Linked DNA regions of Homo sapiens: region 1 is linked to region 2. A link is an interaction called in ENCODE POLR2A ChIA-PET data of the cell type or tissue named here. Cell type or tissue: MCF 10A. All regions are shown on one strand. Each heading gives the region's core, and the rest is flanking DNA. Links, peaks and the distances in the headings are about the cores only. Region 1 overlaps AGTPBP1 (ATP/GTP binding carboxypeptidase 1). Region 2 has its middle 230 kb from the start of AGTPBP1.

What was found. ChIA-PET counts read pairs that join two places held together with the same protein. Peaks named below come from ENCODE experiments on the same cell type or tissue, not always from the same donor. Only the 100,000 strongest peaks of a DNase experiment are listed, where the experiment ranks them.
Region 1: POLR2A ChIA-PET joins it to region 2 with 5 read pairs; 3 of 35 experiments call an interaction of 5 or more read pairs at or near these places.

Annotation. Positions count from the first base shown.
Region 1 is chr9:85,556,879-85,573,647 of GRCh38, forward strand. All of the region lies in intron 25 of AGTPBP1 (ATP/GTP binding carboxypeptidase 1), which reads right to left. Among named protein-coding and RNA genes, the nearest start is that of AGTPBP1, 180 kb to the right of the region's middle. In MCF 10A, for the core only: no CTCF peak of the experiment used is centred there; a DNase peak (open chromatin) is centred at 13,313.
Region 2 is chr9:85,507,363-85,524,131 of GRCh38, forward strand. No RefSeq gene overlaps it. Among named protein-coding and RNA genes, the nearest start is that of AGTPBP1, 230 kb to the right of the region's middle. In MCF 10A, for the core only: no CTCF peak of the experiment used is centred there; DNase peaks (open chromatin) are centred at 7,869 and 10,069.

The DNA of each region.
Region 1 (16,769 bases), core at 11,052-15,051, 53 kb after region 2:
TCTTAATACCTAATAGAACAAACAGATCCAAAAACCATTACAATGTGAAAAATCTGAACCACAGATTTAAAAACTTGATCTTATCAGGAATATATGGAATCCTACAACCAGCAATTAAAGAATATACATTCTTCTCTAATATGAATATAACACTAAATATGTATTCTTCCTTATGCTGATATATTCTTATTTTGAAGTCTCAGACACTTATTGTGAGAGAAATAACTTTTTCTCCCAAGAGGCTACCAAAAATATAAATAGCCATAAACATATACAATCATCAAATTCCTTACATAGCTAAGTCTTCCAGACTAATAATCACTAATTTGATACCTATCTACATCTCAATTATAAGGATCATTTACTTATGACAAGGCTCAAAGCTTTCATTATAATCAAATCTGGTCTGGGATCCCGAGGTGCTCACATCAGTCCCAAACTTATTTATCTGGATGATTTCAATCTCTCTATTTGTGGGTACAACAGCATTTCATCTACTCAGCACAAATACAAATGGAGCACTTTTAGTTATAAGCAACTACGATTTCCAAAGTACAAGAAGGTATGATATGATCTCCAATTACATGACTTATCTGCCCAGAAAAATCTCAGTAGTAATTACAGCGCTAAGAATTTTCTATGTAGTAGCAATAAATGATTCCCAGAAATGCAAACCAGACTCAAGTTATGTGTACCACAGCTATTAGAAAGGAAAATCTTTTTTCTTAATTTGCTTAATTAAATGGTAAATTATACATTAAAAATAAGGCACATTAATACCAGTAAACTTTACCACATAGCTAAGTATTAGACACTACTGTTAACATTTAGCCAAGAATTACCTATATTAATTTAATTTTCTCAGAAGACAGAGTTCCTATATATGTATAAACAAACAAATACTAGCTTCACATAAGGAAAATACAGATAACAGAGGTTAACATTTCATTCTAGTGTTTGCTAACGGTCTATAGCAACTATTATCTTTGTACTATTTTACCAATATCTACCACTCAGTCTCTCTCATAATGCTGGGGACAGGACTACAGACTTTAGCTGAAAAATAATATGATGGTAACTGGTCCACAGACTCATAGTGTTCCCTATACCTTATTCGAAAAATATCAAAACATACCAAATTAGGTTTTTTAAAAATGTTAAAACAAAATATAACTAATGCTAAGTATTTTAAAGGCTTTCTTTGGCTTAAGTTATATTTATTAGTTGCATCAGGAACAATTTCTCATCAAATTTTCTAATGTCCATGCTGTAGGTATGAAAAGGAATTAAGTAGTGACACATGCTACAATATGGATGAACCTCAAAAGCATGCTAAGTGAATGAAATCAGACACATGAAGGTCACATATTGTATGATTCCATTTCTATGAAATATCCAGAATAGGTGAATCCATACAGACAGAAAGGAGATCAGTGGTTGCCAGGGGCCAGGAGTGACTGCTTAATTGGTATGAGGGTCTCCTTTGGGGGTGATAAAAAGGTTTTGGAACAAGACAGGGTGATTGATGGCTGCACACCATTGTCAACATACTAAATGCCACTGAATTGTTTGCTTTAAAATGGTTAATTTTATGCTCTGTGAATTTCATCTCAATTAAAAACTAGATCCAAATAGTATTTTTGATTATATGTCAGTAATTAGGCTTCATTTAAACATGGGTATATTTTTAATTATGATAAAACATTGTGTAGATATTGCTATCTTTCAACTTCACTTACCTATAATTTTTTTTGAGCCAAGGTCTCATTCTGTTACCCAGGCTGGAGTACAATACAACGACATGATCTCGGCTCACTGCAACCTCCACTTCCTGGGCTCAAGCAATCCTCTCACCTCAGCCTCCCGAGTAGCTGGGACTACAGGCACCTGTCACCAGGCCAGGCTAATTTTTGTATTTTTTGTAGAGACAGGGTTTCACCACGTTGCCCAGGCTGGTCTCAAACTCCTAGACTCAAGACATCTGCCTGCCTTGGCCTCCCAAAGTGCTGGGATTACAGGCGTGAGCCACTGCACCTGGCCATCCTATAGTATTTTAAACATGCTCAAGCTTCAAATACTTCATCCACAGACCTGATATCCTGAAATTTAGTCACCACTACAATATCCTAATAAATAACTATTAAATGTTTCATCAGTCTCATTCTCAAATCATTTAAATGAAGGTCACTGAAACTGTTTAATAGTTCAGATAATAGATAAAATAAAAATGACTTTTGCTAAGCACAAAAATACTACATAGCTATTTGCTTTTATGAGTCCTACCAGTATTTCCAGCTTTGACCTGAAAGAGAAACACCTACCCCAGGAAAAATGTAGTGTTGCATCAGATGGAATTTTTATTATACAACACAAATGGGTAAAATTAAAATGACTTTTGTTTGGCAATTACCAATAAATGCCCTGGGAATATATAACATAATGAATAGTCGACAGTGAGCATTATTGAAAAGAAAGTTCTATAACTTCTGGTAAACACAGAGGATCTAACAAAAGCATTTATTTCTGATCCCTTCTCAAATACTACTAAGATGACAGTAAAAAAAAAAAAAATCTTTTTTTTTTTTAAGGATAAATTCATAGGGAGAAAATAAATTCAAGAGGAGGTAACGATGAGACAGGAATAACACAGGGTGGTCACAGGAGAATAGAAAATTCCAGGCAGCAGTTTCACATGACCAGCAAAAAAGAAACTGCTGAAATGGCTGCAGAAACTAGGGACTGATAAGACCCTGAAAAACCAGGTTGACCAACTGGACCCAACATAGCACTGGAATTGACCTAGGTTTCACCTAGGACCTCATCATATGCTCATGAACATACTAAGTCACACACCCACCAGTGTCATGACAGTTCCAGGAACACCCATATTTGGTGTAAAAGTGGGTAGCACAACAGTTCCGAGAAATCTCCACCTTTTCCCAGTTATCTTCACGAATATTCCACCTTTTGATTAAAGAAATCCATAAAGATAAAAATCCCAAACCCCACTGTGGGACTGTCTCGACTATGCCTGCAGTCCCCTTTCTTGAGTGTGTACTTTTGTTTTGCAATAAATCTCCGTATTTTCACTATTTTCTGACTCATCCTTCAATTCCTTGGCGTGATAGTGTCAAGAGCCTGGGGACACAGACACTGGCTGGGGTCAAGGTCCCACCAGCATTTGGAGACCCCCTCCAGCCCACCAGTATCAAAAGCAAACAAGAGATAATAACAAAATGTTGGAAGATGGAGGCAGGTGGAAGCAGATGGATGAAACTAATGGTCTTGAGTTCCAACTTCCTTCACTTTGCTAAGTACCTATGGAAGGAAGGGAAATCAAGGGAAAAAAAATGCTGATTTACATTACAAAGCCCTAGAAAAGTTCAGCAATTAGAGACACTGGTTATTTTTAACAAATGGGTTTTAGGGTGGAATTGAAAACAAGAACCAGCTAAAAGATTTATAAAGAGGAGTTAGACCTTCAAATTCCCTTCTTCAGCCCATCTCCTATTTCACAAAGATGGGAAGTTGGCTTTCAAAAGATGCTTCAGAGAGGCTACTCACATAGGACCAAAAGGCAGAAGTAGCAGAAGTACAATCCAGAAAATGAGGGTGCAAGTGGGGAGCGCAAGTCAAAGTCTGCTCGAAAGTAAATCCTATTGAGCTTCCCAAATGCTGGCTTATGCCCCTAAGGCAATACTTCTCAACTTAAAAAAAAAATCCCCTAAGGAGTCTTTGTAGATAGATATTTTTCCTAACTCCCACCCCTTAATTAATTACATTAAGTATTAAAAAGATAAATTTAATGTCAGATAACACCCAGTTAAAGAAAGTTCAGATAACACCCAGTGAAAGAAAGAATAGGTGAATTAGAAGGTGGGTTAGAAAAAACATCCAGAAGAAAGCACAGAGAGACAAAAGGATAGAAATTTATTCATAAGAGAATAAAAGACACAGAGGATATAGTGAAAAGATCATACGCAAACATAAATGGAGTCCCAGAAGGAGAGATAATGAAGGCAGGAACAATGTTTGAAGAGAATATAGCTAAGAATTTCCCAAAACTGATAGAAGACATGAAGCTCCAAATTTAAGAAACTTTGGGAACCCCAAGCAAAATAAAAAGAAAATCATATCTATGTAAAGCTCCTAAATATGAAAGACTAAGAGAAATTCATAAAAGCAACTTAGCCTTAAAAGAGACCATTTTCGGCCGGGTGTGGTGACTCACGCCCAGCACTTTGGGAGGTGGAGGCAGGCAGATCATGAGGTCAGGAGTTCAAGACCAGCCTGGCTAATATGGTGAAACCCCGTTTCTATTAAAAATACAAAAATTAGCCAGGTGTGGTGGTGCATGTCTGTAATCCCAGCTACTTGGGAGGCTGAGGCAGGAGAATCGCTTGAACCTGGGAGGCAGGAGAATCACTTGAACCTGGGAGGCAGAGATTGCAGTGAGCCAAGATCATGCCACTGCACTCCAGCCTGGTGACAGAGTGAGGCTCCATCTCAAAAAAAAAAAAAAAAGACAGACCATTTTCAAAAGGGCAACAACAAGACAAATAGCTAACTTGACATCCTAACAGTGGAGGACAGAAGACAACAGAATCCATATCTTTGATGTGCTGAAAGAGAGTAAATGTCACCTAGATTCTCCAGCCACTGAAAATATCCCTCAACAAGTAAAGGTGAAGAGATAGCAGTGTTCTTTGGGAAAAAGAAAAATGATCTCAGATAAAACCCAAAATGTAGGGAAAAAAATGAAGAGAAAAAAGAGCAGGGGGTGGAATGCGTGGTGAGAGCTAATGACTGCATTAAACAATAATATCTGTAAAGTTAAAAATACTCATAGTATCTGAAAGTATCTAACAACAGCAACAGATACGTTGAGGGGGGTTAAATGGACTTCAAATGTTATAAGAATCCTGTATTGTCCAAAAAAAAAGATAAAAGTACAATTTTTTTTTTTTTTTTTGAGAAGGAGTCTTACTCTGTCACCCAAGCTGGAGTGCAGTGGCACAGTCTCGGCTCACTGCAACTTCCGCCTCCCGGGTTCAAGCAGTTCTCTGCTTCAGCCTCCCGAGTAGCTAGGATTACAGGCACCTGCCACCACGCCCAGCTAATTTTCATATTTTTAGTAGAGATGGGGTTTCACCATCTTGGCCAGGATGCTCTTGAACTCCTCACCTCCTAATCCACCCACCTTGGCCTCCCAAAAATACACTTTTATATTAAGAGTTTGATAAAGTGAGACTGCATGAAGTAATGCCAAGTGTCCGTTAAAATCAGTTAAGAGAATAAAACCAATATAAATCTAAAATCAATCTAAAATCTACCAATCTAAAAGAAAGCCAAAAAAAAAAAAATACAGGACAGATGGAACAAATAGAAAGCAAATAATAATCTGGTAGATTTAAACCTAAATATGTTAATAATTACAATAAATGTAGGTGAACTAAATGCTCTGATAAAGAATAACTATATTCTGCTTAAAAGACATATTTAAATATAAAGACACAAAAGGCTAAAAACAAATACTAAACAAAAAGATAGCTTACGCTTACATACATAGTAACACCAGCAGGGTTAAGATTCTGTCAAATTTGTAATATTAACTCACACACTCAGAAGTTTCAAGCTTTTCCAATTAAAATAATTTTATAGATTAGTAGTTTTAAGCTCTGTTTAATTTACATCTAATCTTTAAATCTCCATTGTTATTTATAAAACTAAATTTATCTTTCACCAAAGCAATGGTGTAGAAACTAAATGGAACGACTGGCAACTTATTTTTCATAATTATCACAAATTCACTTTGAATAAGTCTCTTACCTTTTTCTTAGTTTATTTAAACAAAACTTAAATGTTATATGCAAAAAACCTGATGGTTCACAGTATTGTAAAGAGTAATTATATAATATCTGAAATTGGGCGAATATTTACATCCCCCCTCCCATCCCAATTCATATGTTGAAATCCTAATTCCCAAGGTGATGGTATTAGGAGGCGGGCCTTTGGGAGGTGATCAGGTCACAACAGCAGAGCCCTCTTGAATGGGATTAGTGCCCTTATAAAAGAGACCCCATAAAGATCCCTCAACCCTTCTGCCATATGAGGTTACAGTGAGATGACCACTGTCTATCAAAGAACAAGGCCCTCCCCAGACACTGAATCTGCTGATGCCTTGATCTTGGACTTCCCTGTCTCCAGAACTGTAAGAAATAGATTTCTCCTGTTTATAAGGTATCCAGTGTACGGTATTTTGTCACAGTAGCTCAAACAGACCAAGACAGAAACTGACACCAAGAACTGGGGGTGCTATTGTAACAAACATGTAAAAATGTGGCAGCAGTTTTGGAAGTGGGTAGTGAGTAAAAGCTGTAAGAGTATGGAGGTGCTTGCTACAAAAGGGATACATGGCTGTGAATGGCCCATAAAGAGCAATTCTGGTGAGGCTCAGAAAGAAAACAGGAAAGCTATAGAGAAAGCTTCAGACTTCTTAAAGAATACTTAATAATCCTGATAGAATGTTGGTAGAAATACGACAGTAAAGGCCATTCTGATGAGGTCTCAGATGAAAATGAGGATATTTGGCCAAGGAAATTTCTAAGCAAACTGTTGAAGGTATGGCTTGGCTTCTCTTGATTGCTTATAGTAAAATGCAAGACAAGAGAAATTAAAGATGGAATCATTCACGAGAGAGGAAGCAGAACTTAAAAATTTGGAAAACTCTCACCCTGTCTATATTGTAACAAACGAGAAAGACAGTTTGGGAGGAGAGAATACCAAGGGTGTAGCAAAAGGACCAACTGATAAGGCATAAAGTCAGCCAAATAAACAGAGCCAGGAGCTATTGTCCAAGACAAGAAAAGAACGACCACCCTCCCTGACAGGCAATTCAGAGATCATCAGAGTGGTTTCAAAAGAGGAGCCACCTGTGCCTGCAGGTTCACACACTCCACTCCCTGCAGTCTGGCACCCTGCTCCTCTGCAGCACAAGGTGAGGCTCTGGAAGGCCCAGGTGTGGTACACATGCAGTGGTCACCACTTCAGAGGGCACAGGCATTTGGCAGCATCCATGTGTGCTGTCTCTGCTGAGCCCCAGAATTCACCAGCCTGGGAAGCATGGTTACCTCCACCTAGATATCGAAGGATGGAGCCACAGGCACAACACCCAGGTAAGGAACCACCACAAGGGCAAGGCCACCACAAAGAGCTGCTACTAGGGCAAGGCCCAGCAAAGCCATGGGGGCAGGACTGCCTGGAGGCTTAGGGATCCAACCAATGGCCAGCAAAACTGCAGGGATGGAGCCTCCACTCTAGTGTGTCCAGAAGGTGGAACGGCAGCCCCAGTGGGCCTGAAGAGCAGAGAATGCAGCTAAAGATCATTTTCAAGCCTTCAGGTTTTGGACATGCTCAAGAATTGTCACTTCTTTTTCTTTTTGGAATAAAAATGTCTGTCCTGTTCTTGTCCTACCATTGTATTTTAGAAGCACCTAACTTGGTTGATTCCACAGGCTCACAGCTAAAGGAAAATTTGCCTCAGGACAAATTATACCTTGAATCTCACCCATATCTGATTTAAATGACACAGTCATATGCTCCAATGATGTTTCAGTCAACGATGTAATGCATATATGACAGTGGTCCCAATTATAATACCATATTTTTACTGTGCTTTTTCTATATTCAAATATGTTCAAATACAGAAATACTTCCCATTGTGTTACAATTATATATAGTATTCCATACGGTCACATGCTGTACAGGCTTGTAGCCTAGGAGCAATAGGCTATACCATATAGCCGAGGTGTGTAATGGGCTATACCATCTAGGTTACTACAAATACACTATATGATATTCATACGATGATGAAATCACCTAACAACACATTTCTCAGAATGTATTCCTATTGTTAAACGATGCATGACTATATTCAGATGAGTCTTTGGACTTTAAACTTTTGAGTTAATGTTGGAATAAGCGAACATTTTGGGACTATTGAGATGGAAATGATGTATTTTGCTTGTGAGAAGGACATGAATTTTGGGATGGGAACAGGGATGAAGGGTAATGAACTGAATGTTTATGTCACATGAGGTTACAGTGAGAAGAAGGCCACCTATGAGGAAGCAGGCCCTCACCAAACACCAAATCAGCCATTGCCTTGCTCTTGGACTTCACAATCTCCAGAACTGTGAGACATAAATTTCTGTCATTTATAAGCCATCCAGCCTATTGTATTTCATTATGGCAGCCTGAGCTGACTAGGACAACATCTGTCAATGAGTTACTACTTATGTTGAAAAAGACATTTAATGTAAATATTTATTCTTATTGCTGCAAGTATTCAAGCTTATTTGATATACATTGCCTACAAATGAAAATAAATTAATTTATAACAGATACTGTATCTCGGGAAATAGTTAAAACCAAGAAGGATAAAACTGAATTGAGGGCTAAGTTGTGGAATAACACGATCCACACTGCAGACAGGTTGAATAAAGCAAAATTCTGGCAGGGAAAGATGGATTTGAAAAATTATGAAAGGGTGAACTCAACTAAAAAAAAAGTTAGGGGAATTTATATTCATTAACTTGATACCTCAGTTTCACATTACGACCAGGAAATAGATTAAAAATTACAAGGACAAAGAAGGGATCCAGAAGAGCACAGACAATAAAGAGAAAAGGACAGGGGGGTGATCTTAGTAAAAGGTAAGTGGTCTCCTAGTTCCATCTCTAACACTGTCATTTACCCTTTTCACTTACACTTGGAAATGTGTCTTCCCCTACTGATTCCATGCTGCCAAATGCCTGTGCCCTACTGATTCCATATTCATCATTATGACCCTCCAATGCTACCTAATACTATCTCCTCAAGCAATCATTGCCCCTTATCCTCACTATTCTTATTGGAGCACTCATCCTCGTCTCAAATGTAAATGATTCCAAACACCTTCCTTAAGAATTTTTTTGCCTCCACCTTCCCAGTTTCAAAAAAATGCATATACTTCTTTCAGGTAAAATAGTGGCATACTTTGCCAGTGGCTTTAAAACTCCCAAATGACTAAAGGATAAAGTCTAATGTGCTTACATGGTTAATTTGGGCACTATAAGACAGTGCTCTTCCCAGAAATCTAATTCAATTGAATTTTTAAATCTGACATAGCTACCTACCTCTTATTCAACTCAATATGTGACTGGCACACATTGCAAGGTACCATGAATGGCACATTATGCAGCACTAAAGGGCACAGATATAGTCTCTGCACTAAAGGGCACAGATATAGTCTCTGGGGTTAACTAGGAGTTAGCCAGGCAAAGTGTGAGCAAAAGGCTTCTCTTAAAAGTTGGTATTGAAGCCAGGCACAGTGGCTCATGCCTGTAATCCCAGCAGTTTGGGAGGCCGAGATGGGAAGACTGCTCGAGCCCAGGAGTTCAAAACCACCTGGGCAACATAGGGAGGCTCCCTCTCTACTGAAAAAACAAACAAACAAAAAAAATTAGCTGGGTGTGGTGGTATGTGCCTGTAGTCCCAGCTACTTAGGAGGCCGAGATGGGAGGACTGCTTGAGCCCAGGAGGTTGAGGCTGCAGTGAACTATGATCATGCCACTGCATTCCAGCCTGGGCAACAGATCAAGACCATGTCTCAAAAAAAAAAAAAAAAAAAAGGCTGGTATAGAAAAGTACACACTTTCAGGTTCCTGTTATCCCTGTCCCAAAGACAGAGCAATGATTAGGTAAAATACAAAATAGGATGACAAAAAAGACACATATGCATATAGAAATAAGATATATATCTCCTTGGACCGGAAAAAGAACAGAATCACGAAGTCAGGTCATGGGTGTGCCGCCAGGTCCAAATGCAGGCAGCAGTAGCTCCTTCAAGGCAACAGAGAGGCTGACAAAGTGCCCTACAGGCAGGGAACTAAATTCAGACTTGTGAATGCAGCAGCTGGAGTAAGGCTTCCCACTTTAGAAAGGAGGCTGAGAAAATAAGGCTGAGACTTCTGCCTAAAGCTAAAGACTTTATAGCATTGCAATTATAAAGTCAGAAAGAAAAGACAGAGGGAATCACAGCCAGAACTTTCATGAACTCAGTGACTTGTCCTGGAAAATCCCCAATCACTGAAGGATGGGAAGTCTGAAATGTTAGTATCATGCTACCATAAACTTGTGCTGGAGCCCTGAGAGGGCCAGGTAGAAAGAATCACAAAATCATTAAGAGGTTACGGGGAGAGGCTTGAAAGGCCTGGGAGTGGGGGACTCTACTTAAAATGAGCCTGCAAACTATAGGATCATGAGAAACAGTGGATGAATTTACCAACACAATAAAAATAAACAGCACAATCCACAAGTGACTTTAAAAGTCTTTAGGGTCTTCAAAGAAGGAAAGAATAACGGCCATAGGATATACAAGAAAATGTGAGGGCTGGGTGTGGTGGCTCACGCCTGTAATCCCAGCATTCTGGGAGGCTGAGGCAGGTGAATCATTTGAGGTCAGGAGTTCAAGACCAGCCTGGCCTACATGGTGAAGCCCCGTATCTACTAAAAATACAAAAGTTAGCCAGGCAGTAGTGGTCCATGCCTGTAATCCCAGCTACTAGGGAGGCTGAGGCAGAAGAATCGCTTGAGCCTGGGAGGCAGAGGTTGCAGTGAGTCGAGATCGCGCCACTGTACTCAAGTATGGGTGACACAATGAGACCCTGTCTCAAAAAAAAGAAGAAAGAAAATGTGAAATAAATGCAGAAACAAAAAAGAGCAAATTAGATGAGAAATACATAGTCATTAAAAGAAAAATCTCCCAGGAGATAAGTTCTGGGAGTAGTTGGTGAATTATAAAATGCTACTGAAGAATTTACCTAGACTGTAGCAGGAAAAGGAAACATGAAAAAGCAGTTAAGAGATATGCATGGAGAACAGACTGAGAAATTCCAATACAGGAATTCTAGAAGAACAGAATAAAGGGAATGATAAAGAAGCAATTTTCAAAGAGAAAGTGGTTGAGAACTTCAAAACTGAAGACAAGAGTCCTCAAATTAAAAGTACCTATTAAGTGTCAAGCAAGATAAACTAAAAATAAGTCTACTCCTAAACATAATGTACTGAAACTGAACCAGATTGAGGATAAGAATAAAATCTTAAAGAAGTGGAGGCACAGACATTTTGGTAGAGAAAACCAAAAATGCAAAGACCCTAGGGTGACAAAGAGACTGATCTGTTCTAAAATAAGGCTACTCAAGGTGTGGTCCATTGACCAGTGTGGTCCACAAACTCTTTGTTACTGGCCCATGGTGACAAAAGTACAGAAACTGAAATGAAGTGTTCAGAAACCTTTATAACAATCTGACACAGAAATTATAGGTCTGGTGATCTAATAATAATAAATTAGCACTTATATTTGTATTCTTTGGGGTCCTCTCTCCCATTTTCATAGTGTTTCATTCTTATATTTTTATTCAAGTATCAGTACAGAAAAAGTTGTAAAACAGAAACTGGTCCTTTGCCATAACTGGTTTAGAAGCACTGTTCTGAAAATTCAAGGGTGGTCAGTGCAGTTAGAATGATAAGGATACAAAGTGAGAGTAGGACAAGCTCAAAGAGGAGAGGAAGGTGTAGGTGACTTACGCTGGACCTCAGAGACTCTGATAATGGATATATTCCATTACACACCTGGGACACCGATAATGGTTTCTAAGCACACGAGTGACTAGTGCATGCAAAGAAGCTGGAGGATACCAGAAGTAAAGTACATGGAGCAAGACCAGTCAGAAGGTTACTGGAGTTGTTCAGGCAAAGGGTAATGGCAGCCTGGACTACTGTAATGGTAAAGGTGATGGAGAGAAATGAAAGCTCTGAGAAATATCTCAGAAGAGAAATCAAAAAGTTCTGGGTGATGGATTGGGTTAAGGGTAAGCGAGAGGAAAATGCCAAGAATAAGACATGAGCATCTGGGTGGACAGGGGTGGCTAAGAATGAACAGGTTTGCTATGGGAGCAGCAGTCACAAACTGAGTTCTAGACCAGTTAATTTTGTGTCCAGGTGTACATAAGCAAGTTGGAAGATGGATCCACAGGTCTGGGAGATTGTAAGTATTTTGGAGTTGTCAACATACAGATAGAATGTAAACTCACAGGAATGAATATCACCCACAGAAAGCAGGTAAATTGAGAAGTGGAAGAGGAGAAAAAGCAAAAGAAGATGAAGGAAAAAATGCTCAGAGGAAAGTTTATGAACACACCACCCCTGTTTCCCCCCTCAACAAATAAACCCAAGTGACCTGTGTTAATTAACTATGGCTGTTGTTACCAAAGTAACTTTTATTAGTGATCACTGATGCAGAGCACAACTAAAGGACAAATATCAACAGCTAAGAGAAGGAGGTAAAGATAAGAAATAGTACAACATCCCCCACATCACATTACCAATAATGTAAATAATGACAAGAATTTGCACTTATTCCTGAAAAGTTTCCAAGAGCAAGAAAAAGAATAGCTGAATGAATATACTATATTATATTACTATAAAATAAGATATTAAAATAATAAATAGCAGTAACTAAGGAAAAAAGTTTTGCCAACCTGTATTGGGTGGGGGGAAGCAGGCTTAAAAGCAGCAAGTATATACTAATGATCTGATCTGAAATTATAAAGCTGGCTAGTTTTATCTTCAGCCCACAATCAGAACCTCCCTCATTCCCCTTATTTACTCTATCTGTATTATATGAAAAACAAAACAATAACAACAAATTTACATTTAAGAAGCAGCGTGCTGAATAGCTGTACGCTAGTAGCGTGTCATATTACACTGGAAGTATCCACCTCAAAAAACAACTCCAGATAGCTCTGCAGCCACCACTCTCCTCAGAGTACCACATTAGCTGTTGCTTACATCATAGAAGTCCCAGGCTACTATAAGCTTCTAAATGTTTTGAATTAATACATTTTTCATATAGGATGGATCATTTATCATTCCATACTTAAAGACATATACAATTACTATTTCCTCTTCTATAAAATCTATACTCATTAGCAAAGAACTGAACACTTGCTCCTCTGATGTTTTCTTCAGCCTTAACTTTTCTAAGCTCCAGATAAGTCTTTCCACCTTACCTAGTCTACAGTAGTCCCCTATTACCTGCAGAGGACAAGACCAAGACCCCTCTGTTCATGCCTGAAACTGTGGACAGTAACAAACCCCATATATCTGTTTTTTTCCATATGATAACTGAGACAGCTACTAAGTGACTAAGGGGTAAAGGGGATGGGTAGAGAGTGTCTATAGTGTGGCTATGCTGGACAAAAACAATGACTCATGTCCCAGGTGGAATGGAGTGGGATGGCAGGAGACGTCACCAGACTACTGAGAACAACATGCAATTTAAAATTTATGAATTGTTTATTTCTGGAATTTTCCATTTAATGTTTTTGGACTGCATTTGACCACGGTTAACTGAAACCACAGAAAGTGAAGCCAAGGATAAGGAGGCTACTGTATTTTCCATTGCTAACTTTGTTTCCTTCACGTTCAGCTGCTATTTCTTTACCAAACCTCATCTACTATTATCTTTCAAGCCCTACCCTAAAACCTAATGATTTGGGAAAAACTCTCTCAGATAAATCCAGCCTTCACTCAGTCACTCTTTTTCTTCAAATGTCTATGTAATTTTTAACTGTTATTTTTGTACTCTTTTATAACACTATCATGCCACTTCACAAACATAAACTGTGCTTTTTCCATCATACTATCGACTCCCCTCAGGACGTGAGCTCTCATTTCCCATTTCTTCTACTTTTGCAGAGATTCTAGCTCAACACTCTGCCCATGATAGGTTGCAATAAATACCTAAACACAATGACTCATTAATAGAACATAATTGGTCAATGAATAGCTACTACATGAAAGACACTGAGATTACAAAAATAATTTTTAAAAAGCTCCCTCCCTTTGGATTGTTGGAGCCTAAGCAGGGTGAGGAAGGCATCCGAGAGAGAGCAGTGAGACAGAAGATTAGTTACACACAGGCAGGTTGATCAAGTAAGAAAAAAATATTCAAGATAATGACAGCCAGGTTTCTCACTGTTAAGGAAGGGAATTAGACATTTAATTTAAAAACTAGACTTAACCCTTAGGTGTAGAATCAGAATGGAACATATCACTGTGAACTCAGAATTTTTAGGTTATGTCTGTCTTTATTTGAGCATGCATGTATATGCATGTGTGTACATATATATAAATTCATGTATGTAAATACTTAAATATATTCTATAGCTCTGTCTACCAAGAGAACTTGGGAGCAGTAACATCACAAAAGCAATAAATAACTACTAGCACCGAGGCTTACATATAAATACCGTTTTCCACCAAAAGGAATCAGGAAGCATTGAAGAAATGATTGATGATTCCAACCCTGAGATAAAGAACATGCAGTGATAGCCTGGGAAATCCTGTTCTGCCAAAAAGCAAGGAAATCCGCAAAGAATGATGAGGAAATATAAAAAAACATAACAGAAGTTTGAAGGGGCCAAATCAGGAAAATTTTGAGCATCAAAATAAACAATGGCAGTAATAGATTAAAACTCACTGAATTAAAATTATAAATCATAAGCCCCATACATACAAATTTAAGGATGAATAAATTAAAAGTTGGATGATAAAATGGAATACTGACAGTTTCAAAGTACGTGCCCATTAAAATATTTATTAATTACAAAAGAGGAAAAAACTACTTCATAATGGAGAAGTTTGGCAGATACCATCTTAATTAAATGATCAAAGGGAATATTTTGAGTAATGGAACAAATTAAAACTGCGCTCTACGATAAGATGCAATGAGAAGCACACAGTATCCATGATAGTCTTGCCAAAGATGCATAATCTGAATATAATCATGCAACACACACAGACTCAGATTGAGAACATTTAATCCTCAAAAGCATCAGGATACAGAAGTCAAGGAAAAGTCAGAAGTATGTAAAAAATTCATTTGAGATAGACAAAGAGGAATGATAGCATGGAGGAAGAAGTGACTAGTTTGCCTACATCAATAAACAGGAGAAAGAGCTACAGTAAAATCTCAAAAGAAAACTGAATTTGTAATTGGCCATTATTAGTTGTTTGTGTGTGTTTTTTTTTTTTTTTTTTTTTTTTTTTTTTTTTTTTTTTTGAGGCACAGTTTCATTCTGTCACCCAGGATGGAGTGTAGTGGCAGGATCTCAACTCACTGCAACCTCCGCCTCTTGGGTTCAAGCGATTCTCCTGCCTCAGCCTCCCGAGTAGCTGGGACTACAAGCGCACACCATCATGCTTGGCTAAATTTTTGTATTTTTAGTAGAGACAGGGTTTCGCCATGTTGGCCAGGCTGGTCTGGAACTCCTGGCCTGACCTCAAGTGATCTGCCCACCTCGGCCTTCCAAAGTGCTGGGATTACAGGTGTGAGCCACTGCGGCTGGCTTGGTTTGTATTTTTATATTTATGCAATGATAAGGATGAGGAGTTCTTAACCTTTTTTGTGCCACAGTCCCCTTAAAGAGTCTGATGAGGCCTATAAACTCCTTCTCATAATACTTTTAAATATATAAAACAAAATAAATATGATTACAAAGGAAATCGATTATATGGAAATATAATTATCAAAATGTTAAAAACATATTTGTGATATAGCAGTACATGTGATTTCTTTAAAATATGTGCTTTTCAAAATATATATACTCCTTTTAAAACAATAAGACCAGTGGAGGGCCTAATCATAACCATAGTTGTGAAGTATTAGTAAGCATAAACGATATTTCAGTATATCTAAAGCACCAGTAACGGTCTGTTGACTACATGTTAAGAATACACGAATTAAAAGTTAAAAGGAGGCTTAAATATCAGTGAGAATTGACAATTTTTATATTCATTTCTATTCTTGTTTAGGAGGTACTTTGAAGGATAGAGAATGCAGGTGATTATTTGTCTAAATTATCACATTTATGAGGAATGGAGTTCCAAGTAATGTTTGTCACACCTAAAACTACTATACTGACATATACAACAGGGCAGAGCAATAAATTAACAAATTTGATGACAAGTTAATACCTAACAACAAAAATCATGAAGGTTCTATAAAATGAGACTATTGTTACCCATATACACAAAACCATAAAATGCTAATCTCTGGCATTATGATTAAGAATTATGACATGAACTCCCTCTCCCTCTCCCTCTCCCTCCCCCTCCCCTTCCCCACGGTCTCCCTCTCCCTCTCTTTCCACAGTCTCCCTCTGATGCCGAGCCGAAGCTGGACTGTACTGCTGCCATCTCGGCTCACTGCAACCTCCCTGCCTGACTCTCCTGCCTCAGCCTGCCGAGTGCCTGCCATTGCAGGCACGCGCCACCACGCCTGACTGGTTTTCATATTTTTTTGGTGGAGACGGGGTTTCGCTGTGTTGGCCGGGCTGGTCTCCAGCTCCTAACCGCGAGTGATCCGCCAGCCTTGGCCTCCCGAGGTGCTGGGATTGCAGACGGAGTCTCGTTCACTCAGTGCTCAATGGTGCCCAGGCTGGAGTGCAGTGGCGTGATCTCGGCCCGCTACAACCTCCACCTCCCAGCCGCCTGCCTTGGTCTCCCAAAGTGCCGAGATTGCAGCCTCTGCCTGGCCGCCACCCCGTCTGGGAAGTGAGGAGCGTCTCTGCCTGGCCACCCATCGTCTGGGATGTGAGGAGCCCCTCTGCCCGGCTGCCCAGTCTGGAAAGTGAGGAGCGTCTCTGCCCGCCCGCCATCCCATC
Region 2 (16,769 bases), core at 7,730-11,729:
CTGTACAGGCATAGTGGAAAGGCCATGTGAGGACACAGCGAGATGGCCGCCATGTGCAAGGCAGAAAGAGAGCCCTCACCAGCAATTGAATTTGCAGCACCTTGATTATGGTCTTCCAGCCTCCAGAACCGTGAGAAAATTCATTTCTGTTGTTCAAGTCATCCAGTCTGCAGTACTTTGTCATGGCAGCCATCAGGAACTAACACACAGGGAAATGGAAAAGGAAAGGAGGCAGGGGAGGGAAAGAAAAATAAGAGGAGAAGGAGGAGGTAAGAAGAGAAGTATTCAATCTCAATTTACCTTGGGATTTGGGGAGGAGCTTGCCTATATGAATGAGTGAAAGGAATACAACGGTGAGCAAAACTTTGAGAAAACTTCTTAGAACCATTGTCAGGGATGCCTCTCGAATGAGCTGCGCATAGACACAAGCTCTACCCACACACCAACCGTCATCCCTCCAGGGCAGCCAGTGACTCCCAACAAGGAACAACCTTTGTGTTACCAGCGCCTACATTCTTAATGTGACATGGTACCCCCTCAAGGGAAGCATCCAAAGGAAGTCCTATTAGATTCCTACTAAATGGTTGGATTCAGTTTTTAAAAAGGCTTCCAGATGAACAGTGAGGAAATGGTTCTAATCTGCATGTTTTTCTAGACTTTGGAGTTTTTCCACCCTCACTGCTTCTAGTTCTGCCTTCAAAGGGCCAGGGAGGTGAACTGAAGGGAAGATAAGCTCCTTTGTCTCCATCAAAAGCAGATGCCACAAAGCAGGGAGCAGCACTCCCCACAGGGCCTGTCGATTGCTCAGTGTTTTACCATTTTCCTCGCAGTTAAAGGCATGTCAGCTGGGGAGGGGTCCACACTGGGGGGCAGCAGTACCTGCCAAGGTGTGTTTACAGCAGATGCTTAGATCTTGTTTTAATGTCATCTGAACTTTAGAGGGAGCAGAGCTTGAAAGTGTTTCTGTCCAAGGATGCAAAGAACCGAGAAGCTCACACTAGCAGCTGAGAAAGCAATGTTTTGAAAAATGGGATAAATTAGTGACCACAGAGGAAAGTTGTTAGAGCTGAGGAAGGGCAGATTTTTTTTAACCTTTCATTAGTGATTCTGAAATAACAGATGGAACAGGGCCATCGACTACATTATTAGTTTGCTTTGTTTTCGTTGTATTTTCCCCCTCTGAGAACCAGGAAAACAGCCAAGCTTTTTCTTGGTCCCTGACTTTAGAGAAAGGTTGTGTTATAGGGCAGACAGCAGGGGCTGCCTGTATGCCATTTGCTTCTTGTGTTCCTGAAACATGGCATCCTTGAAGAGGTGTCTCTGAGTTTGGGAACCTCCAAAACAGCCCCCGGACAAGGATGTCAGTGCATAGAGTTTATCTGGGAGGTGAAGTCAGGACCATCACTGGGGCAGGTAGGGAAGTGAAGGAAGACGAGGAAAGATCCCACTAGAGGGAGACAGCAGGTTATCAATGTGGGCAACTGGGGCTCAAGCCTGTTAGGAACTCCGGAAGACAGTGTGGATGATGCCCCTGAGTGATCCCAATCAAGAAGCAAAGAACCTGGGGTATTTATCCATCAAATCCCACATAGCATTTGTTGAGATTGCTCCTGGCAGGACATCAACTGCCCCGTCCTTCAGCCTGGCTGAGCAGGCCAGAGGGTTACAGTGGCCAGAGGAAGGCAAAGAGCCTACATGGCCTTGCAGGTGGACGTGGACTTCCAGTGGGCTTTGAGTCAATGGGCTTTGAGTCAATGGGCTTGGGAAGGATGAGGGCTTGAGAAGGCATAGGTGGGGCACCATAGTCTCTGCCACAGTGGTTATGCTAAGAAAAGGGAGGGAAAAATGCCTTCTAGGACCATGAGAAAGAGGAGGAGAATTCCAAAAATGAAAGGGTGATGACAAGCTCACAGGTTTTGCCAGTAGGATTGTTGAGACCTAAGACTCATGCCTTCTGTGGACTTCGTGAAAGTGACAGGACTAGATTGGCCACCCAGTGTTTGCTTCCACACTTGGGGCCCACAGGGCCCACAAATTACTCCTGGAGCTGGAGTCTAGCCTCCTTACATGCACTTCACAACTGCCAATCAGAACAAATGCCCAGCCAATTATAGTGGACATTCAACCAATCAGAATAGATTCCCGACAAGTTAGAACTGATCCTCAGCCAATCAGAACCAACACTGGCCATTAACAATGGGTTCTACTTGTTGTACCGGCCAAATAGCTCTAGCTGGGGGTGAACTCAGGCCTAAGCACAGACTTGCAGTCGGTGAGCTTGGACTTCAGCTTCCAGCCTCCACCTCTGCATCCTTTCCTCTCCCTCCTGTTATATTTATTTCAACAACCCAAAGCCTTCATGTGGCCCAGTTCTCGGTGGCTTCAGAATTCTCACAAAGGAAAGGCTCATGTATCAGTCGTTTACACCATAGTATAAAGTCAAGACCCTAAAGCATCTAAAGAGTAAACTTCATATCTGACTGTTGAAACAAAGGCAGAAGCCCCATGAAAAGACATATCCACAACAGGGATGGGTCTCTGCCCCTGAAATAACTCCACAGTAGCCACCCACATGGGTAGGCTATAAAGCAGCCCATCTTACTTCAGTGCTTTTAGGGAGACTGCTGCCTGCCTGTCCTCCCAGATCCATCACAGCAGTTGGTCCTTGTGTCCTTCACATGTCAAAATCTGATGACCACCTTTGTTACCCACTCAGCTGCTCCTGAGGGCTCTATCCACTATCACACACATAACCTCATGGTCCATGAGGAACTGTAGGCCTAAATGAAGCCGAAAGCCCTGCTTTTTACAGCCTGTGCCAGCCAGGTTTCAAAGAACGTCATGTGATACGGGTTATGTGGGATTTGGGCGGGGAGCTGCAGAGGTGAGGAGGGAACCCTGTCTGTTCTTGCACAGCAGCATCTCTTGCAATGGCCCTTCCTTTCCATGCCTGCAGCCACAGCTCACCTGAGATCGCTTCTCATGGAAAGCAGCCCAAAATGCACTTCATCAGTCTCCCCGTCCCACCCTCCAGCCACAAGCCACCACTCTGTCCTGGATTTTGCTGCCGATTCCTCTTCTGAAAGCACAGCCTGAAGTAAGCCATTTCCTCCAGCAGACCTTCTAGTGGGTTCCCGCTGCTGGAGTCTCCTGGGCTAGGGGGATGACTAGGACTAGGACTGCCCTCCAGAGCCCCTCAGTGTGGCTGCTCCTCAGTGTGGCTTCCCCAGGGCATGGCTGGCGCAGGGTGGTGGGATTCTCAAGTGGGGGCTCGGGGCTCTGTGCGAGTATTCCCACTCTCAAGGCAGAAGCTGCAACTCCTTTATTGCCCCAGCATTGCAAGTCCCGCAGTGTCACTTCCACTGGACTCCAGTGGCAACATACAAGTCACCAGCTGCACGATTCAGAGGGAGGGGAATTCAACTCCACCTCTTGATGAGGAGAAAAGTGTGTGGCATGGGAGATATTGTTGGGATCATCTTTGGAAAATAGAATCTGCCCCATAGCTCAAAGCCAAATAAACCACTGGCTCTAGCCAGGCATGCCCACACTCTCCCAGGCCATGTTCATTACTCCCACATATGACCCATCCTTCAGAGCCCACCACAATTGCCACCTCCTCTGGAAGGCCAGCATCCCAGCCAAAAGCAAGCTCTTCCTCCTCCGCCCACTCACCATACTGCAGCTGTTCTTCCTGGCACCTACCCTCTTCCATCTTGCATCCTAGGGCATCTGGCCTGCCCTGGGTCCTTCCAGTCATGAGGACACATGCCTCAAACCTCACTGTGGCCCCTCTGTGTCTTCAGACTGCCCTGCCACATAATATATTCAAACCCCACATGTCTTCCCACAGTGCACCATAAGAGGCCAGCAGAATTGGAACAGCATGTGCTGGGGATGTTTCTGTCAGTGAAACGTGTCTCTGGAAAGCTTATCAGCCTTTGAACATGGCCCCAGGCCCTGGCCCAGCCCCAGCTGGCAAGCTCTGAAGGATGAGCTGGATGAGCTGACATCGTCACTAATATTGTCCAAGCCCATATTTCCACCGTGGCTTCTTAAATATGATGCCCTAAAACAAGATTCCCAAGCCTTCTAGTCCAGACATCGCCTGTGGGGCTGTGTGGGGCTGACGGACAGGCTGGCACACACAGTTCTTGGCTGTACAAATTCTGCCTTGGGGTCCTGTGGGGTCCCGGGTCTGTGTGAGACATCTTTTCCCTGTGGGCAATGAATGGCATTCATCTGCCAAAAGTGGCTGCTCCACCTTCTTGACCCAGTTCAACAAACTACAGCTCAGGGAACCCAATCCAGCCCCCTGCCTGTCTTGATAAAGTTTGATTGCAACACAACCTCGCCCATTCATTACGTATTGTCTATGGCTGCTTTCACTCTACCATGGCAGAGTGCAGTAGTGTGACAGAGAAATCATACCACCTGCAAAGCCTAAAGCATTTGCTATCTGGCCCTTCCCATAAAAGATTGCCCACCCCTGCCCTACACACTTGTAAATGACCTCACTGTTCCCCAGTCTAGAGATGGGTGTTAGGGAAGAAAGACATTCCACAAGACATTCCCCCTTGGAATGTCCCACCTCCTGCCCATTCAGTCTGAGACAGCCCAGGAAGACAAGCAAGGGAGGAAAGATCTCCAGGAAAACCACAAGAAAGAGAATCATGTTACAATGGGTCAAAGGCACATGCAGAAGGAAGCAAGACTCCTCCTGGGACCACCAGGCCACCCCAGCCTCTGCTTCTCCAGCCTCCTCCTGGGAAAGGTCCTTTCTTCTGCATCCGCTAAGAGCTGGGATTGGTATTGTAGTCAAGGAAGACCCAGAGAAACGAAAGGGAGAGGACATCAAGAAGCTCAGGAATGGCCTCATTTCCACATGGAGAGCCACACTGCTGCTGTAAGGAAAGTCCAGCCCAGTCAGCCCACAGGAACTGCCCCAGGCTCATAGCCCTGCAAACTCCCCTTAGCTAGACTGGGGCACAGTCACTGGCTGGCCCAAAACCTTGGTCCCAGCATGAGATTCGGGGCCACCATACAAGGTTTTTGCTCTCTGTGGTCTTTTCTCACCTCAGATCACTGCTGACACCCTTGACAGGGGTGGGAACCTGTAAACTCTTTCCCCCCAGTGAACCACCTTCTAGGTGACTCTGCAAAGTGATACTTCTATTCTCACCCATCTGCAGGAAAGAAATGTGGATCCTACCCCAAGCATAGAAATGGACAGATGCTTTTCCTTCTCAGTTGACCAATGTGTAGCCCTGTCCTTAAGGAAAGAAGCTTGCAGAGTTCTAATTCATAAGACTTTCAACATGATAAGTTCCAAGAATGAATCTATTACTTGCCAGCTTTGTGGCCTCGAGCAAATTACTGAAATCCTCTGAGCCTTAGTTTTCTTTTTTATTTTATTTTATTTTATTTTTATTTTTTTGGTTATTTTTTGAGACAGAGTCTCCCTCTGTTGCCCAGGCTGGAGTGCAGTGGCGTGATCATGGCTCACTGCAGCATACACCTCCTGGGCTCAAGCAGTCCTCCTGCCTCAGCCTCCCAAGTAGCTGGGAGGCACGCACCACCACGCCTGGCTAATTTTTGTATTTTTTGTAGAGATGGGGTTTTGCCATGTTGCCCAGGTTGGGCTCAAGCGATCCACCTGCCTCAGCCTCTCAAAGGGCTGGGATTACAGGTGTGAACCACCACACCCGGCCCAGTTGTCTTTTTTTAAAATAGGATAATAACCCCAACCTCACATGGTTAAAAGATACATATGAGGCCCTTACTATGGTGACTGGAGCATAGGATGAATGAGGGCTTTGAACAAATGAACAATGATCACACACGCAGCAAAGGAAGTCTCATTCGCTCACAGAACCCCTTGGGAATAGACCTATTTTCTCCCTTTTATCCTATCTCACTCAATTTACCCCCATGTATCTTCATATAAATTTCTTCCCCTTTCTATTCCATTGTCAAGGTAATAAAGAATAAGAAGGCATACTTGTAAATTGAACTTAGATTTACTTATTTTGAAATACAAAAATTGGCAGGACAATCCTATATTCCTGCTTTCTTTCTTACCTCAAACCAAAATCAGCCTTCATCTACAGAGCCAAATTTATATATGCCCCATAAACATATCTGTGTGCACCTGGTTTGCATAAGGAGGCAATGAAATAAAAATGTTTAAATACTGGGACTCAGTAGCTAACCACCAGGTTCAAGCCTTTGCTTTGCCATAAACACTGTGTAAGCTTCAGAGGCATGTGACCTGCATAGGTCTCAGTTTTCCCATCTGCAACAATAAGGGATTTGGACTCGATTCTCTTATGTCTGGCTGTATTATGGGATATATGATATGAGAAAAGGGTTGAGACAGAAGGATCTAAAGGATCTTTTTAGTTGGAGTCAATTCGCCATTGGGGAGTCAAAGCTGGCAGGCTCCCAGACATCAGAAACCAATTTTTAATCTGATTTATTTGTATGTCAGTTCTCCTCCTTACTGCTCTACCCACTAACCATGTATAATTCCCTACAAATTCACTCTCAGTCATCCTTCCAAAGAAAAGAAAGTTTTAAATAATCTGAAAAAAAGTCGCTGATTATCTGAACTAATTCATCCGTGGGCATCAGGTTTCTTTGCAACATACTCCAAGAATTGGGACTCTAAGGGGTAGTCATCTGTCTGCCATGGAGCCAATCTTACATGTGGCTAATGAATACATGTATGTGCATTTGGTTTCCATAAGGAAGTAGCAAAATAAATATTATTCCCACGGCATCCTAAAAGTCATTTATGGAAACTTCCAGAAACCACTGGAGTAGGCAGGGTTAGGCCCCAGTCACCAATCAGTAGGTCCAGGCCAAGAGTACCACTTACTCTTCAGAGCAGTATCAGTCCACAGACTGCCGCCCTGCCCAGTCATCCTTCCAGCAGGTCATGGCGGCAGGAGAGCCTTGCCAGAGTGGTGAGCAGCCTCATGGCCTTCCAGGGCTTCTGCTGCCCTCCCCGCTGTATGGCTCATCCTTCCTGCTGTATGGGACAGGCTGGAACCTGAACGCCAGCCTTAGGACTCAAGGCCCCACCCCCTCTAGTCACTGTTTCCAAGACTGCAGCTGCCTCCCTGCTGAGAGGCCAAGGCTAAAACTCCATGACCCTCTCTCCTCTCGGGCCTCCCTGCAGCCCCTGCCTGCTCCCATCAGCCTCCCACACTGCTCAGCGGTGAGCTCTGAATTACGTAAATGACCTGGTCACCCTGTTTAAAAATTCCTACGGGTCACTTGAAATTCAGTCTACAGCACCATGGCATTCAAAGACTCAGCCAGAGCTTCCCAGCATCATTTCTATGCCATAGATGCCTTCCCTGCCACACACACACACACAAACACACACACATATGCATACAACACACACAGTTATAAACATACACTCATACCGCATAAACACACGCAACACACAAACACAAAACCCACACATTAACATACTAAGTCACAAACTCATACACAATCACACACCCACTCATAAATACATATGACACAAACACGCAGTCACAAACTCATACACAAACATATATTCTTACACATATGCACAAAACACACAATCACAACACACACATAAACACAGATGTGAAAGAGACATTTGGCAAATGAACTTGAACCTGAACTTGAACCCAAGAAGAGGGGTTCCAGCCATCTCACCAGCATATAGAGCCTTTGAATTAACACACAAGTTGGGAAGAAACCAAGAACTAACAATATCCCTTGAGCCTCTGGATCAAGCCACACCTGAAGCTAGACTTACCCCATGGGCATTTCATTATGTAAGCCAATAAACTCCCTTCTTTATTGTGGTTCTTTTATTGAGGTTTAGCCAAGCTGGGTTTTCATCACTTGCCAACTAAAGATCCAGACTGAATAGACACCCAGGAATCAAGCACCTGACATTCGGAAACAACCTCAATTAGTCATACTCTGCCTCCAGGGCTCAGTTGAGTTTCTTTAAAAACTAAGGCTCGGGCCAGGCGCCGTGGCTCATGCCTGTAATCCCAGTACTTTGGGAGCCTGAGGCAGGCAGATCAAGAGGTCAGGAGTTCAATACCAGCCTGGCCAACATGGTGAAACCCTGTCTGTACTAAAAATACAAAAAATTAGCCAGGCATGGTGGCATGTGCCTGTAGTCCCAGCTACTTAGGAGGCTGAGGCAAGAGAACGGCTTGAACCCAGCAGGCGGAGGTTGCAGTGAGCTGATACAGTGCCACTGCACTCCAGCCTGACGACAGAGCGAGACTCTGTCTCAAAAAAACAAAACAAAACAAAAAAACCAGAACTGGATTTCACTTTTTAAGAAAAGGCATTTAGGCCAGGTAAGATGGCTCACACCTGTAATCCCAACACTTTGGGAGGCAGAGGCGAGTGGATCACCTGAGGTCAGGAGTTCGAGACCAGCCTGGCCAACATGGTGAAACCCTGTCTCTGCTAAAAATACAAAATTAGCTGGGTGTGGTGGCAGGCACCTGTAATCCCAGCTACTTCGGAGGCTGAGGCAGGAGAATCGCTTGAACCCAGGAGGCAAAGGTTGCAGTGAGCCGAGATCACACCATTGCACTCCAGCCTGGGCAACAAGAGTGAAACTCCATCTCAAAAAAAAAAAAAGAAAAAAAAGAAAAAAAATCATTGAACTATACACTTGAAATGGATGAAGTATATGATATGTAGAATATACCTGAATAAAGCCTCTTTCAGTTCTACAATTCACAAGCCTGTATTTTAAGACCGTTTTCTTTTGGCTTGACTGTCTCCTGCTTTAGTAAGCCAATCAGGTGAACCACATACATCTTCATCTGATGATTGCTGAAGGTTTTACAATAGAGATGCAGAAGCTTCAAACGCAGAGCTGAAACTGTAAATCCCACGAGACCTACCTAGAAAGCTTATTTTAAAAATTGGCAGTCTCCAGTTTTGACCCACCTGCAAGATGTTCATATTTCTGTATATCGGATTCTGATTTGATCAGAATTTTATCCTACTGTCTTCTGTCTTCTTCCAGAATCTCCTGGGGGCTGGGAGTGGGGCAGGGTGGAAAGAGAGTGAGACTCAGAACCATTCAAGGCAACCTCAGACAGAGACTCTATTAGTTTCTGCACTCCCCATCACCAAGCGCATAGTAGGAGCTCAATATGTGCAGGGCCGAACGGAAGCCAGGGCATTTGTGTCTCATTTGGGAAATAGGCATGGCCCAATGCCGAGCACCTCCAAGAGGAGCAGCTGGCTAAACACAGCACCAGTGAGTCAAATTTGCGTTTGCAGGGGGAAACAAACAATTAAAGCAGATCAAAGGCTTGATGTGATAATTAGAAACACGCTCATCGCTGTTCAGAAGCTGCCGAGGCTCTCCACGCTCCAAGATGGAGAAAAAGCAGCAGGCACCGTTTTAAATCCATCCTCACCCTCTACCAGCATCCCTTGGATTTGCTTTTATTTTTCTGCTGAGGGGGGTTGACGTTTCTGCTTGCCATATTTGCAACCAAAGGATCGGTCCTCTTTTTTTCTCAGTCTGTTGGCCTCCCTACATCCATTAAGACAACTCAAAGTCCATGTCCTCTGGGAAACTTCTCCTGGTCCCCCACAGCGATGCTCACAGTTAGTTGTTGGAGCACATTCTGCATTCTGCTTTGTTCTCATAGCTGGGGGTGAGCCTGCCTGCCTCCCAGCCAGACTGTCAGCTCCATGAGGGCAAAATGCAACTCGGCACATGCTCCTTTGCCTGTGTGCTGTGTGTTCCCCTCTTCATGGGGCCCTCAGCATGTCCTGCATTGCTGTCTTACACCTCCAGCCCCCACTAGCCCCTTGATTCACAGAGGAAAGAGAAACATTTGGTTCTAATATTCCCTCCACCTCTAAATTGTTTACCTGTGCCAGCTCTCGCCTCCTGTTTTGAGTGTGAAAACCCAATAAGGGAGGTAGATGGAGGTGTGGATTCCAGATTGGCCAGTTTGTGTTTTAAAAGCACACTCCCTGGAGGAGGCAACAAGGGAGGCAGGAGGCCCAGGCAGGGTGACTCAGGCATATTAGTGGGTTGTCCAGAACAAGGTGTGTACCACATAGGAATGCAGGGCAGATGTGAAAGCATCTAGTTTACAGAAAGGGGAAGTATGGTTAATACAGTAGATGCTGGCCAGGTGCAGTGGCTCACGCCTGTAATCCTAGCACTTTGGGAGGCCAAGGCGGGCAGATCACCTGAAGTCAGGAGTTCGAGACCAGCCTGGCCAACATGGTAAAACCATGTCTGTGCTAAAAATACAAAAATTAGCCGGGTGTGGTGGTGCACGCCTGTAGTACCGGCTACTCAGGAAGCTGAGGCAGAAGAATCACTCGAACCTGGGAGGCGGAGGTTGCAGTGAGCCGAGGTCATGCCGCTGCACTCCAGCCTGGGGGACAGAGCGAGACTCCGTCTCAAAAAAAAGAAAAAAGAAAAAATATACAATAGGTGCTTACAGTAGCATGTGAGCTGTCTGTCCGTCCATCCATCCATCTGTCTATCCATCCATTCAAATGAAGTAGAAAGAATGACCAAATGGATGGATGGATGGATGGATGGATGGACAGACAGCTCATATGCTAGTAGTTTCAGGTCATCTAGGGAAGTGACTGAAGCACTTCAATTTTCCATGCTTTAGTTTTTCACATATTCCAAATATGAGAGAATTGGGATTTGTCCATAAGACAATTCTCAGGCAAACTTGAGAAATAACAAGAGTTTTCTCCCATAGTCTGGCTGTGGTAGAGGTATTTTACAGGTGCCATTTATTCACAAAGTTTTCTTCTAATTGGTGTTAAACACAAAACTCATATTATAGTTCTAAGGGGGAGGATGGAATTTGCATTGACCATCCCAGCAAATGCAATAAAAAAGGCAATATTCTGGTTTTGAAGAGTTCATTTGTGCTGATGGAGTCCCAGATCTGGAGCAAGATGTCCAAGGTCAGAAAAAAATAGAGGATTTGAGGAAACCAAGCCTTAGAGTGGGTGGCTTCAGAAATAGCTAAATTGAGACTGGTACCCCAAGACTCTGATGCCTGACACCTACCTCACCTCTCTCTTTCTCCCTCTCTCTTCCCTCTGCTACAAATACGGAATTTTAGCCAGTGATTAACAAATGACTGATGATTTCAAACCGAAGGCAAAGACATTTCAAAAGGAAGCCACACTTTGGAAAAGAGCAAAAATCAAACAAACGCATCCCCTGTCTCTCTGTGGGGCATTCCCTACCTTTCTCTGAGTTATATGTGATTACAAGGGGATTTTAACTCTTTTAGGTTTGGCATCACCAATCTCATTAAAAAACACCCTGCTAGTTTACATAATCTAAATTAATAAAAATCCAAAAATACATTAAAAAAAAAATTGCATTCTAAAATGGAAGACAGTAAACCACTGCCACAATGGAAATCTCATTTTCAATAATATTTTGTCTACCGTTGGAGCAGTGTTGGAAGACATTTGAGGAGCTCAGAAGGTGAATGTACAGCCGAGTTCCACCTTTCCCAAAAGGAAGGCCACAGGGGGCTCATGTAGCTTGGCCTTCAGCTGGAAGCTAACAAAAAATGGGAAAATAAAACACATGACTGCAGTCAGAACAAGAGAGACAATACTGGGTTAAGCAGGCCAGGAAGTTTGCCTATTTCGTAGGGCCCAGTTCATTAAGCGTCCTATTGAAAACCATGGTGGTTCCAAGTTCTAAATGAAGTGAACTCTCCTGGCAACGAATGATTTGGGTAACTTCAGACTAAACTGCCATTGTTTTTTCCACAAGGCATCAGAAACAAGACTAAGCCCTGGAAACATCGGCGACAGGGCGCAGGGAGTAGATCAGCGTGCCAGGCCCTGGTCACGGGAAATTCATAACAATCCTGGACTCAGGAGATGGCTTCATCGGGAGGCTGTGGGACTTATACACCATCACCACACTCTCTCCAGCCCCCAACACCCAAATTGCATCTCCTGAAATGCTGTTAGCTCACTACTCACTTTCCTTGTGCTGGACAAATTGTGGCAACGACAACGTGCTGGAAATCACCAATCCCGTCTTCTTTCTGCCCTGCTACTGCTTGTGTACCAGGGGCCCCTTAGTAGCCTTTCGCTGGATAAGTTTGCCAACTTGCAGAAAAATTTCCCATTAAAAAAATTCTACCCCCTCCCTGACTCCCACCTCTCTGCTTTCTGTAGGATCCTACATACAGCAAAGGCTGGGCTGAGCCAGGATGACAAGCTTCTCAGTCCCAGGAGAGGCCATCTAACTCTCACCCTCCCGCCATGCCGCTCCTCTCCTCTGACCCTAGGAAACAGTGGGCATCAGAGGGAGGGCTAGGGTCTTCACTCTCCCTCTCTTCTGGGATGCATGCCTTGTCCCTGGGTCCCATGATACAAATGCTCGTGGCAAAAGTCTCTCCTCATCCATCTTTCCCCACATGGTCAGTCCCTGAAGCAATATGGCCTCTGCATTGGCCCAGTTTTGCCATTAAACTGATCCTCTAGTCCCCAAATCCCAATCCCCACCTCCACTAAGGCCTGGGATCTATGACCTTCCCACCAGAAAACTTTTTCTTTATTGGTTTCCTTGAAGAATTTTGATTTCAATCCCCAGCACTTGTTAAAAATATAGTCCCAGATGGTTCTGTTGCATAAACCAAGATGGAGACCCCTGAATAGAATCTCCACATCTTCTGTAGTAGCTGTTCTGCGGAAATACTACTCTACATATACTGGGTCAGTCTGACTATGCACTAGACATTAGATGACATTATACAATTGTTGATAAATTCTCTTAGGTGCAATCAAAGTGTTGTGAGAGTTCTGAAAATTTAAATGCATAGAAAGAATAGCTAAATTAGGCCGGGTGCAGTGGCTCAAGCCTGTAATCCCAGCACTTTGGGAGGCCAAGGCGGGTGGATCACGAGGTCAGGAGATTGAAACCATCCTGGCTAACATGGTGAAACCCTGTCTCTACTAAAAATACAAAAAAATTAGCCCAGCATGGTGGCGGGCGCCTGTAGTCCCAGCTACTCGGGAGGCTGAGGCAGGAGAATGGCGTGAACCCCGGGAGGTGGAGCTTGCAGTGAGCCAAGATCGCGCCACTGCACTCCAGCCTGGTGACAGAGCAAGACTCTGTCTCAAAAAAAAAAAAAAGCTGAATTATATATAGCAAAATGTAAATAATTGATCTAGATGGAGGGTATATGGATGTTTATTGTACTACTATTTCAACTTTCTTCAACGTTTAATCATTGTCATAATGGAAAGCTGAAATAAGAAAGCAGACAACCAATAAAATATTTCATATAGCTACAATTCATGTTAATAAGAAAAATTAAAAACTTTATTATATAAAGGTTTACCATGTCAAGGTATGCTAATCATTCAGAAATCTAAGAGAAAATCACTCCAGAAAGTGACAAAGATTTGTGCCCTGCGTTGATAATGCAGGTGTGAAGCTGGGATCAGCCTCATAAGCGACGGGGGTGGGTGTCATTCACGCAGACTTTGGGGAGGGCAGTTCAGGAATGTTGATCAAATGCATTTCTCCAGCAATTCCACCGCTAGAAGTTTACCCAAAACAATTAGGAAAACAAAGGGAGTGAGATGCATAAGGATATTCAACATAGTATAGTTTTTAAAAGAAAAAAACAACCCGTAACCAACCATCTCTCAATAGGGGGCTGATATAGCTACACGGTGGAATAACATTCAGCCATAAAAATTAAGGTATAGATCTCTATATGTGTACTTGGAGAGAAGCCTATGGTTGCAAAAGGCAGGTCAGTTATAGACAGGCAGATGGATAAAAATCAAGAAGAAATTATAGTCCTCGTGGAGTTCTTTTTTGTTTGGTGTGTTGTTTAGTCTTTAGTCTTTTTATTCCTGGAAAAAATGTAAATGACCATTTATTACTTTTGTAATTAGAAAAAAAAAAACTCTAGCCATTTCCATTTGGGAATTCAAAGGACACAACCCCTTCCACCCAGAGTGAATCAATGTGGCACAGCATGTGTCATGTGGCCCCGCCTGTCCCCAGGGAGAGGACAGACAGCTTTGACAGAGTCCCCTTCCTGCTTTGCCATGGCTGATGGAACACATCCACCAGGACGCCTTCCAGGGGCTGATGAGTTAACCACGTGTGCAGTCCGCGGCTTCTCAGAAAGAAGAGTACACACTGTTATGATCTTTCTCTCCAGGCATGCCAGCCTGCATTTCATAGTTTGATTGAAATTGTGCCATCCAGTCTGTCTCTTCACAAACAAATGGAATATTCTGAGCTGCCAGCATTTGGAGGCGCACAGCTTGCATCTTTTTATGAAGAAAAATAAACACTGTGTATCGTAACAACCAAGTCATGATGGATAAAACATGCCTGCGATCGAGAACCACTTGCACGGCCCACGCCACAGACTCGAGGCAGGTGGGGAACGGCTGGACAGTGATGGAGAACAGGCTGCGGGCGGCTGGCCGAGAGAGATGAGTGGGAGCCGCGTGTGGACGTGCCATCAAGGAGAACTCTCTTTTCTGGTTGCATCCCCGCCATTCCTGAAGAACACAGGCACGTGTTGTTTACTCCATTGGTGACAATTAGTGGTGGCGTCCGGTTCCCTTTGTGCTTCCAGTCATTACTCAAATGCTTCAAACTTGTCCCATCTCCTGGACATCCTTAGGTTGTTTTGTGGACTAGAAAGAATTTCAAACCACTCACATGTGATTTGCCAACTCATTCCTTTGGACAACTGCTTTTCATAGCCCCAAAGTCCTGGAGCAGTGGTGCTCAGGGTGTGGTCCCTGGGAGCATCAGCATCAGCATCAGCATCCGTCAGGGAACTTGGGAAAAATGAAAATGCTTAGGCCCAGCCCCAGAGCTGCTAAAGGGGGATGGGCAAAGGACAAAGGGCAAAGAGCTCACGTCAAGTGAATTTACACCCATTTACACACTTTCTAGAAGTTTCATCCAGTGAGGTCTACTTAGGTCTCTTTGGCCGGAACGGTGTCATATGGCCGCTACTCACTGCAAGGAAGACTAGGGAACAGAGCTTTTGAGTTGGGCCCGTTAGCATCCCACCAGCCCTCTGGACACACACACACACGCACAGACGCACACTCACGTGCGCACACACACATGCACACGCGCGCGCGCGCACACACACACACCCCCATTAACCATGGTTCTGTCAGCAAGAAAGGAAGGCAGGCTGTTGAGTAGGGAAGTGGGAGTGCCTGCCGGCGTTCTCGTCTGTCCCTACTTCATCCTTCCTCTCTCACTGTCTTACAGCAAAGGACTACAGCAAAGGCGCGTTCAGCGCCTGCGCGGCCAGGCCCGGGGTGCTGGGTTGCGGCTTCCCGCGGGTAAACCCTGTCGGTACCCGATCCCCGTCCGCGGAAGGCCAGGAGAACGCGGTTCCCCTTCTCGCGTCCTCTCCCTTCCCGCATCTGTGGATAACTCTTCCCGCATCGGCCTCTCTCTGCTGACATTAGAAAGACGTCCCTACGCCGCGGCGAGCTTCCTTTGCCCCTAAAAGCACTCCCTTTCTGTGTGCAGGAAACCGCCCCCGACTCCGCGCGATCGCCCTGTGCGCGCAGGAGTGACAGGCGCCCCAGCTCGCGCTCTCCAGCCCGCCAGGGCCCGGCTTTGGCAGACCCGAGGCTCCTCACCCGCCCTGAGGGACGGGTTGTACTTACTGAGAACTGATGCTTAGTAAGCTTAAAAGCCCCAGAAAGGAAGTCTGTACAAATCCTTAATGATCCAGTCAATTGTCGCTGCATAACAAACCACCCCAGAACCGGTAACTTGAAACAATCACTTATTCTCTCATATATGGTTCAGGGGTTTTCTGGCTTTAGCTGGAGGTTCTCACGGGGTCTCCCACGAGGTTGCGGTGGTCAGATGGGGTGCATCGTCTGAAGGCTCGGGTGCCTCGACGTGCCAGATGGCTCCCTCCCAGGGCAGGTGTGGGTGCTGCCTGGCAGCTGAAATTTCCAGGGCTGGAGACTGAAGTGTCCGTTTGCACATGGCTTCTCCACGTGGCTTGGGGTTTTCACAGCATGGTGGCTGGGTCATGAGAGAGAAGGTACCAAGAGGCCCACACTGAAGCTGGAGGGCTGCTTATGAGCTTGCCTCAGCAAAAGTCCCAGCCACATTGTATGGGTTAAGCAAGTTACTTAGGCTAGCCCAGTTTCAGGAGGAGTGGAATTAGATGCCACTCGTCAATGGGAATTTGTGGCTATCTTCGATCTACCACACTTTGTTTCATAAATAAGGAAACTGAGACCCAGGAAGGTCTTATCCATAGTCATTCACGCTGTTAATGGCAGATTCTGGACTGATACCTACACCCCACCCACCCCTACCCCAGCCCCACAATCTTCATCATTGTTGATAAAGGTGTAAAGTAGTTTTTTGCTGATAAACACAAAGATTATTATAATTAGAAGGGGAAAAGCCCTCCTTTAGGTCGAAATTCCAGGCTGTGTTTTAGGGACTACTCATCGAATATAGAATTTTTCACAAAACTTCATAAGATCCCTCCCTATTTCAAATATGATAGGGATATGTGGCTATCTGTATAGATACAAAATTCATTCATAACAAATAAAAGCAGCCATAACCTCCCGTGGCCACTCAACTCAAAACTAGACCCTGGGGAAATTCTCAAATTATCTGTGACAAGTATTTGCCGAGCCTCTGTATTTTGAGTATTTTATCAAATACACCATAAAGAAGGTCTCCC